Regions from separate parts of the Homo sapiens genome. Here region 1 is linked to region 2. Evidence: read pairs that join two places in POLR2A ChIA-PET (ENCODE). Cell type or tissue: GM12878. All regions are shown on one strand. Each heading gives the region's core, and the rest is flanking DNA. Links, peaks and the distances in the headings are about the cores only. Region 1 overlaps SLFN14 (schlafen family member 14). Region 2 overlaps RAD51L3-RFFL (RAD51L3-RFFL readthrough).

What was found. ChIA-PET counts read pairs that join two places held together with the same protein. Peaks named below come from ENCODE experiments on the same cell type or tissue, not always from the same donor. Only the 100,000 strongest peaks of a DNase experiment are listed, where the experiment ranks them.
Region 1: POLR2A ChIA-PET joins it to region 2 with 6 read pairs; 3 of 35 experiments call an interaction of 5 or more read pairs at or near these places.

The regions. Positions count from the first base shown.
Region 1 is chr17:35,544,599-35,548,988 of GRCh38, forward strand. It overlaps SLFN14 (schlafen family member 14), which reads right to left. Exons shown (of 6, transcript NM_001129820.2): 6 at 1-4,390. The coding sequence ends at 3,641. Among named protein-coding and RNA genes, the nearest start is that of SLFN12L, 9.1 kb to the left of the region's middle. In GM12878, for the core only: no CTCF peak of the experiment used is centred there; no DNase peak of the experiment used is centred there.
Region 2 is chr17:35,086,837-35,091,226 of GRCh38, forward strand. All of the region lies in intron 5 of RAD51L3-RFFL (RAD51L3-RFFL readthrough), which reads right to left. It also overlaps a transcript of RFFL not described here. Among named protein-coding and RNA genes, the nearest start is that of RFFL, 25 kb to the left of the region's middle. RefSeq lists enhancers at 1,316-1,395, 1,406-1,455, 1,586-1,715, 2,432-3,083 and a silencer at 2,106-2,735. In GM12878, for the core only: CTCF peaks have their summits at 2,026 and 2,643 (motif pointing left); a DNase peak (open chromatin) is centred at 2,112; H3K4me3 peaks cover 3,190 bases; H3K27ac peaks cover 3,120 bases.

The DNA.
Region 1 (4,390 bases), core at 69-4,068, 460 kb after region 2:
GCTCACTGCAACCTCCACCTCCCAGGTTCAAGCAATTCTCCTGCCTCAGCCTCCCAAGTAGCTGGGATTACAGGCATGCGCCACCATGCCCAGCTAATTTTGTATTTTTAGTGGAGACAGGGTTTCTCCATGTTGGTCAGGCTGGTCTTGAACTCCTGACCTCAGGTGATTCACCCACCTCAGCCTCCCAAAGTGCTAGGATTACCAGCATGAGCCCCTGCGCCCAGCCTGATTTAAGAACTTTTAATTTTGCCTTTCTCCATTTCCGAAGCTTCCATGATAATATTATATTACCCTTCTTTTTAAAAGTAAGTTTTAGAAGCTTCTCACAGTTTCTAAAGCTTCTCTTTTATCTTAGTTATTTCATTTAGTTAATTGCTTTATCCATCATATTAAGACTTTGTAGAAAACATTGAGAATTCTAAAACAACCAAGTTAGTCCATTATTCTTAGTCCCCACCAGTTCCTAATCTTACATTTGAATCTAATGAACTATCATCATAGATCCTTAATTTGACCTGTTGCCTAAAAACAATTGAGTTGCCTTTATTGTTCCCTTATTCTTCATTATTACAGTGTTAAAGATTATTCTCCACACTGACTTCTTTGAAATCTCTAACATTAGAAATTCATACTATCGAATTGAATCATTGTAGATTCTAGTTTTCTAAAAGCTACAAGTACAATTCAGCAAATATTTACTGAGCACCTGCCCTGTGTGAGGCACTGTACTAGTTGCTCTAGGGGAAATAAGGATGTGTAAGTGACTCATCCTCTTACTCTCAAGGAGCTCACAGTCTTAATAGGAAGAGAAATGTGCACACATTTTTTGAGGACAGAAAGAACAGACTAGGAGAAGGGTTCAATGGTTCTCAACCCTTGTGACATATTAGAATCATTTGGATTTTTTTTAAGAGATAGAGTCTTGCTCTGTAACCCAGGCTGGAGTGCAGTGGAGTAATCATAGGTCACTGTAGCCTCAAACTCCTGGGCTCAAGTGATCCTCCCACCTTGGCCTCTGGAGTAGCTAGGATTAAAAGCATGCACCACCATGCCCAACTAAGTTTTTAAAAAAATTTTTTTTGTAGAGATGGGGTCTTGTTATGTTGCCCAGGCTGGTCTCCAACTCCTGGCTTCAAGTGATTCCCCCAGACCTCAGCCTCTCAAAGTTCTGGTATTACAGGCACCAGCCACTGCACCCTGCCTGGACAACATTTAATAAATACCGATGCCCGAGCCTGTGTTCAGACACACTGAGGTTAATTAGTCTGGTGTCTGGCCTGATCACTGATTTTTTTTAAGTCGCCCAGGAAATTATAATGAGCATCCAGGGTTGAGAATCACTGAGTTAGTTATTCTACTTTCATCCTGATTGAATTGTTTCACTAGACTAAGAACTGACAAAGACTCTCAAATTCAATATTTAAAACAATTCTTTACAAATCAATTCTTTTATTAAAAATTATATGATGCATGCATATATTTTAAAAAGTCAAATGGTACTAAGGCTTATGACTAAAATATAGCAATTCCTTGTCCCACTCATACTCCTTCATACTCTGTTGACTTTGACTGTTTAAATTATTTTTATAGAATTCATACATCTCCCTACATCAGAATGTCAATGCACTGGCATCTTTTGCAAAACCGATTGCTGAACTTCATTTCCTCCTATCCAAAACTACCCTAAAGCCCCCAAGGAAAGGTAAAAAGGAAGAAACACCAGGTAATTAGAGCAGTAGGAAGCAAGGGAGAGGTTTTTCTTTTCAACCCGTGCCTAGGTACAGACTAGCCCTTCTAATGGGCCTAAGCAATTCAGAAAGGCAGCTAAGAGAGCTTCTCGAAACCCTGCCTGCTCTTCCACCTCTTGGAAGGCTGAGGGGCTTTATCTAAAATCATAACCAAAATTTCCACATGTCTCCTGGATTCAAGCCTCCCCAGAGTCAATCAAGTTATCCTAAACTTTTCTAGAAGTTAAAAACAGTTTGGAAATATGAATACTTCCAAAGCAATTTAAAAATCCTTGCAAAAGCAAGAGTAATTTGAAGAGTACAGAATTGGCTCAGCCATTTGGGGAACTGACTAGAAAAGGGGAACTTTGATTTCATTTCTAATATGTATCATATACATTGGAAAGTTTCACTTAGGGAGATAATAAAAGTTTAATTGAGGTAGTAGGCATTTGAAAAAGGATGTGATTGCCAAGTAAGGATTTCAAAGGTGGAGGGGACAGAAAAGGGTTTAAAGACTGAGAAAATGGCACAGGCACAGACCAGGAGTCGGGGATGTGTGTGGGTGGTGTTGGTGGTAAAGTTGCCACCAAGGATCCCCATAAACTCTGAGAGTTGGATTTAAAAATTAGCACCAAGTCATAATGGAAGAAATCAGAGATGTGCAAAGGCCCCTTGTAGGAAGACTACTTTCCAGGCCAGCGGCAGAGTATAAGGCATTTCTAGCCTACATGAATGTATTCACATACATAGAGGATAAATGTAGGCAAAATTTGTATATGTTGGGGGCAGTAAGGAGAGGGTTGGTGGTGAACCTGGAAATTTTAGAAACCAAGACAGAGAAAAAAAAATTCATCTGAGGGCAAAGAATAATGAAAAACTAGTCATCCTTAGCATTCTAAATTTGCTTTAGCTTGTAAACTGTAAACTAATTTGTCTAGTCCTTGTGATAGAAATATCTTTATTTTAGAAATTATTGCAATCTTATTTTATATTAAGTTGGTGCAAAAGTAATTGTGGCTTTTGCACTTTTGCACCAACCTAATAGATATTGCAATAGTCTAATATAATCTGAAGATTTTTAAGATTTGAATCAAATTACCAGCTTCCCTTACTGTAAGGCTATGTTCATATAATTTGGCTTCCTATATTACTGTTGAGGGCACTGATTAGCAAAAGCATTTGACCCACTTATGACTATGGTCCTCACTATAAATTAACAGAGTAACATTTTGATGTATGCATTGGTCCTTTGTGAGCTTGATTAGCATAAAGCATCCCCAAGAGACTGATCTAGACTTGGTACAAAAAGGCAATCAAGTTCTGGACCTGGAAAGCTTGAGACCCATAGCCAGTATGAGGTGCCAGTCAATTGGCTACTTTTGAGACCTATGCAGTCAAAGTAACCAGCCTGGAGGGCACCATACCACCACCCAAAAATTATGCCAGGTGGGCTGGGGTGCATGAGAAACATGGGGAGATGGAGATACAATAAAGGATGTGGTTGGGAGAGCAAGTCAGGGCATATTAATGAAAGCCTTGAAAATTGGTTAGGTTTGAAGGCTGTGGGGACTCATTGAAGATATGTTAGCAAGGTATTACATAAAATCAGTTCTCTATTTGAGGAAAAATTCTCTGATGGATGACAGCTGGATTGAGTGGGAAAGCTGGAGACAGGGGACTAATGAAGTCTATTGTAATTGTATAGGTAGGAGGTGAAGGAAATTGTGAAAAGGCCAGTGGCATTGAAATAGAGTGGAAGGCTCAGCTCCAAGAGACATTTCTGTGGCTCCAGGCCATACTGATGTGCCTTGATTTCCTCACTTGTAATATTAAAATGGAGTCACTGCTACCTGTCTAGGAGAAAGGACTCTGCTCTTCCTGTCTTCCTCTATTATTTGTAATAATTTTCAGTAGGCTGCCCTCTTTTCATAAAGCAGGTAGAGGTGTTTAATGGCTCTTGAAGCAAAGCAGAGCTTATGAAATTCCTCTGACTGGTCACATTCTGGACTAAGCCCAAACACGACAGTCCTCTCCAGGCCTGAAAATTGCTGAATACTGTCTAAAACAATGTGACTTCCCCAAACACCGGTGGCCGGGCTAAACACAACCTCTGATGGTCTGTGGGTCTCAATTAATTCCATTGCTTTGAGTAGTGCAAGCCTATAGCGTCCTCTGTCCTCCCCTCTCCTGCACAGAATTGCTATATCTTTGGGCAGATAGCCACACTGGAACAGGCTGTGACATTTTCTTGCCACATAGTTAGCTATTTGTTCTGTTGTCAGATTAGTCTTTGTCTCACACACCCCAGGCAGAGCCTGGGCACACGTTGCTTCCTCATAGGCAGTCTCGCTGAACAATGCTAATGTGTCTGGAGACATGTTGGAGGGAGGATTTTCTTTGATCCTCTTCATTTCTTCTTTCATAACCTTCGCTATTTCCAGAGCACAGTGGATCCCACTGGTGATTGTTTTTCGAGGAAACTGAGCAGATGGAGGGGGAAGGCCATTGACATCTGCGTGATGGATTTGAAAAGGGTCAAGAAAAAGCCAGAGAATCCCATGGTGAAGGTTTTCACTTCCAGTCCCCTTCGCCTTTGGATGGGTGATGTTCTTAGCCTTCATGTACCAATTGCCATATTTGCTGCAGAAATTCTCAGT
Region 2 (4,390 bases), core at 146-4,145:
TGACAAGAATAAAAAATCAAGGTGGAATTAGTCCCCCTAACAACTTCTTAGGTTTACAGAGGTGTTCTCAGAAAGTCTTAGGCATGACGCTCATAGAGATGGGTGTGACTGTATTTAAATAACAATGCACATGTAATTAGAAAAGAAATTGTGCCCTTTTTTGTTATTGTTGCTGTTTGTTTTGTCTTCTTAAATGCTGGTCACTAAAAACGCCTTTTCCACAACCCTTAAGAGGTGTTCCGGCCTGGCGCGGTGGCTCACATCTGTAATCTCAGAACTTGGGGAAGCCAAGGCAGGAGGATTGCTTGAGCCCAGTTCATGACGAACAACATGGCAAAACCTCATCTCTACAGAAAATACAAAAACTAGCTGGGTGTGGTTGCACATGCCTGAGGTCCCAGCTACTCAGGAGGCTGAGAAGGGAGAGTCACCTAAGCCTAGGAGGTCAAGGCTGCAGTGAGCCATGATTACGCCACTGCACGCCAGTCTGAGTGACAGAGTGAGACTCTGTCTCCAAAAAAAAAAAAGGTGTTCCTATTAGATGGTACCAAGCAGAGTTATGTCAACTGGCTTGGTCATGAGAGAAGGTTTGAAAGAAATTGATTTTTAAGGTTTCTGAGAAGAGCTTTCTTTTTTTGTGCATGTTATTTTGGAGGCTGGTTAAACTGGTCGATTTAAATATTTACAACCCTTGATCCCAATGTAAACAAGAAATCACAACTGTCTACCTGATCAATATGAAAGTTTTTAACAGGCTGGTCTTTGTAATTAGACGGGCATTAAAATGAGTGCGTCCTAGATTACATGAACATTTTCTTCAATCACAATCAAGATATTAGCCCTGCCACATCAATCTGCAATTGTTATGAAAATATACCCAAATATTTTCAAACTTAAGAATACCTCTAAATAAACTGTAACTTCTGAATTGTACTCTAAAATTCAGAATTAGGAAATATACAATAAAAGTTCGGAAACCTTTGCCATCATCTACTTCCTTGAATGTGAAAGAGAATGTAATCAGAGAAAAGGATAAAGAAGTTGTCAAACCTGAAATCCCCTGAACAGAAAGGAGCTGCCACGGCTAGGCTGCAGCCCTAGAACTCTGTACACAAATTCAGCCCAGTACCTTGTCCCCTGCCTACTCCCATTCCTAGAAGAATGGTATAATAAACGGGCAGCCCGGCCCACATTTCAGTAAATTGAACTGTCACGGGGAGAATAAGGCACCCCAAACAGTTGCAGCGACAGTGGTTAACAGGAAGTCTCTCTGTCCTCCAAACCAATAATCAAAGGGATACATAAGGAACTCACTGCTTTCTTAGAAGGCCACATGCACCCCGGGATGTTTGCTCATCACGTCACTCTGGCCTTTAACCAGGGAGCAAAGAGACAGTTGTGGGTAAAACCCTATTTCCAAGCTAACAATTATCCTTCCTTATGGTAGACTGGGGGGTGCACGGTACACTCTTGATTACACAAGCAGTCTTCTTCCCCCCTAGAACAAATGACAGACCAACAAAAAGGAGAAAATGATATGCTGTTGTTTATCTCTTCTGCCAGCCTGAACTCAAGCTCTGAGCAGACGTGCCAGCGGAGGCTCTGGCTCCCCTGGTTCGCCAGACTTCCCCATGTCTGGTCAACTGTCTCCTGGGCAGCCGGCTGAAGAGAGGCCCCATTTCCCTCTCGGTCTTGACCGCTGCCGCACAGTGGCGACCTCACACACATCGCGAACAGAGGACAACTCCCAAGCGAGGGAACAGTGGACCCTGCGGGGAGAACCGCATTCCCAAACTTCTCCATCAAACCTCCAAACTCCAAACCTCCCTCCTCCAGCCGCCTCCTCTAAGACGGAGATAGGGACGGGCTGGTTCCTTTAAAGGGGTAAGCAGGCCGCCGCGGACCTGCCTCAGTTTCTTCTGACGTACAAAGAGGTATCTTTTCCCCACAAGCCAACTAGACCTGCCGGTCTGCAGGGCGCTTGGGGATAATCGAGGACGCACGTCTCCTGTTACTGCCCCCACAGGTGAAACGCTTTCTTTGAGGGGACTTTTCAAAGGACAGGTGTGGGCTGCCCTGAAGGCGGGGACTTCCAGCCAGCCAAGGGCTTCCCCCCACCCCTGTAGGGCAGGGAGAGTCCCAGGCCGCGCCCCACACAGAGGAAGGGCCCCCAGACCACAGCCTGACGGCACCCGACCGTCCCCCTTCCCGTCCTTCCCCAGGCCGGGCGCCCAGCGGCCCCCAGCGCCGCCGCCGCCGCCTCCTCACCTGCTGCGGCCGCCCTCCCGGCCGGCACCTAGGAGAGGAGGCGAGGGGAGGGGCCGGATCCCGGCCGCGGACGCCTCAGGCAGGGAGGCTGCGGACTCCGCCGCGGCGGCGTCTCTGGGGCTGAGGGGCACCCGGGGGCGGTCGCGACATCCTCACGGGCGGCCCCAGGAAGTCGGCCCCCCCTCCCACCCATCCCCAGCCGGCCCGGCCCGGCCCGGCCGCTCCCGCCCTCCGCGCGGCCCCGCCCCTGACTCGGCCCCGCCCCCTCTCGGGATCGCGCCTCCGCTCCCGCCGCGCCCGAGCCACCATAGAGAAGAGCGAGGCGCCCGGCGGCCTCGAGCGCGGCCTCCGCTCGCGCCCCCTGGCGGAGCTGAGGCTCCCGACGGCGGGGCCGGGCTGGCCTGAGCCGTGGGGCCGTAGGAGGCGTCGTTTCCCCAAAGTCGTGGGGTCGGCCGCTGCTGGTTACCTTGGTCACACAACTCTGCGGGAGGCGCCCAAGGGTCCAGGTCCAAGTTTCAGCTGGGTCAAGACCCGGCTTGGTGACCTTGAGCGAGTCCCTCAACACCTCTGAACGCATGTCATAAAACTTTGAAAGGTGCCTGACTTTCATGTCTCATTGACTCTCTCCTCGGTGCGATGAGCAGGCGATGGTTTCCCCCGCTTCATGATTGCAGAAACCCAGCCCCACTAGGGGTTACGAGCTTATTCAGCGTCCCACAACTGGGAGGTATTAGAAGCCGGGTCTGTGGGACCTAAAAACCCATGCTTGTCCCACTCACTCTAGCACTGCCCAGTCTAAACCGCTAGGACTAGCTACTTCCCCTCAGGAAAGTCAGGAAGCTGCTGAGGAAGGCTGTGGTAGAATGAGAATGACTCAGCGAGGATCCATCCCTGCCTTTCACCCATGCACCTTTCAGCAAGGTACCTAACCTTTACGAACTCTGGTTTTCTCATCCCAGAAACGCAGGTTGGCGTGAGGATTTAGTGAGCGCATGCATGTAGCTGTGGTTAGTAAACCGCCAAGCAGCAGGGCGGCCCAGGGGATGGTTAGCCAGCGTGGGCTACGATGCCTAGTCATGAACATAATATTAAGTTCTAATCCTTCTTTTAAATGGTGTCTAGTGACACAATTTTCTTAGGCTTTAGGTTCTATTGAGAACTCCTAGTTTTTCTGAACAATTTGTATTTTCAAACAAGGAATATCGTAAGGAAAATAAGATCATGAGCCAGGCGTGGTGGCTCATGCCTGTAATCCCAGCACTTTGGGAGGCTGAGGTGGGTGGATCACCTGACGTCAGGAGTTCGAGACCAGCCTGGCCAACATGGTGAAACCCCATGTCTACTAAAAATACAAAAAATTAGCCAGGAATGGTGGCGGGTGCCGGTAATCCCAGCTACTCGGAAGACAGAGGTTGCAGTGAGCCAAGGTCGCGCCATTGCACTCCAGCCTGGGCAACAAGGGCGAGACGACGCCTCAGAAATAATAACAATAAGATCACGTATACATATCAGACTCTGTCACTTTACAAGTATTATTTTCAATCCTCACAACCCAGCAAACTGAGTACTATTATTCCCATGTTATCAATGAGGATCTACATATTAAGTAATTTACCCAAAACTACATGGTTAGAAAAAGGTGGAGCTGGAATGTATTGCTTTTTTTTCTTTCAACCAGCAGTGTCTTGAATACACGGAGCTGCAATTTATTTATTTTTTTGAGACAGAGTCTCACTGTCACCCAGGCTGGAATGCAGTGGCGTGATCTCCGCTCACTGCAACCTCCGCCTCCCAGGTTCAAAGGATCTTCCCACCCTATAGCTGGGTCTACAGTCACCCGCTACCACGCTTGGCTAATTTGTTTATTTGTTTGCCTGTTTTTGGTAGAGACAGAGTTTCACCATGTTGGCCAGGCTGGTCTCAAACTCCTAACCTCAAGCGATCTGCCGCCTCGGCCTCCCAAAGTGCTGGGATTACCAGGACGAGCCACTGCGCCCCAAAAAGCTGGAATTTAAAACTGATTTTTTCAATCACCTGGAATGCACGGAAAGACTGACCTGCTAAAGGCCTCCCACATCCGAATTAAATGTACCCTTCATTTTCCTTCCTGGCTATTTTTGTA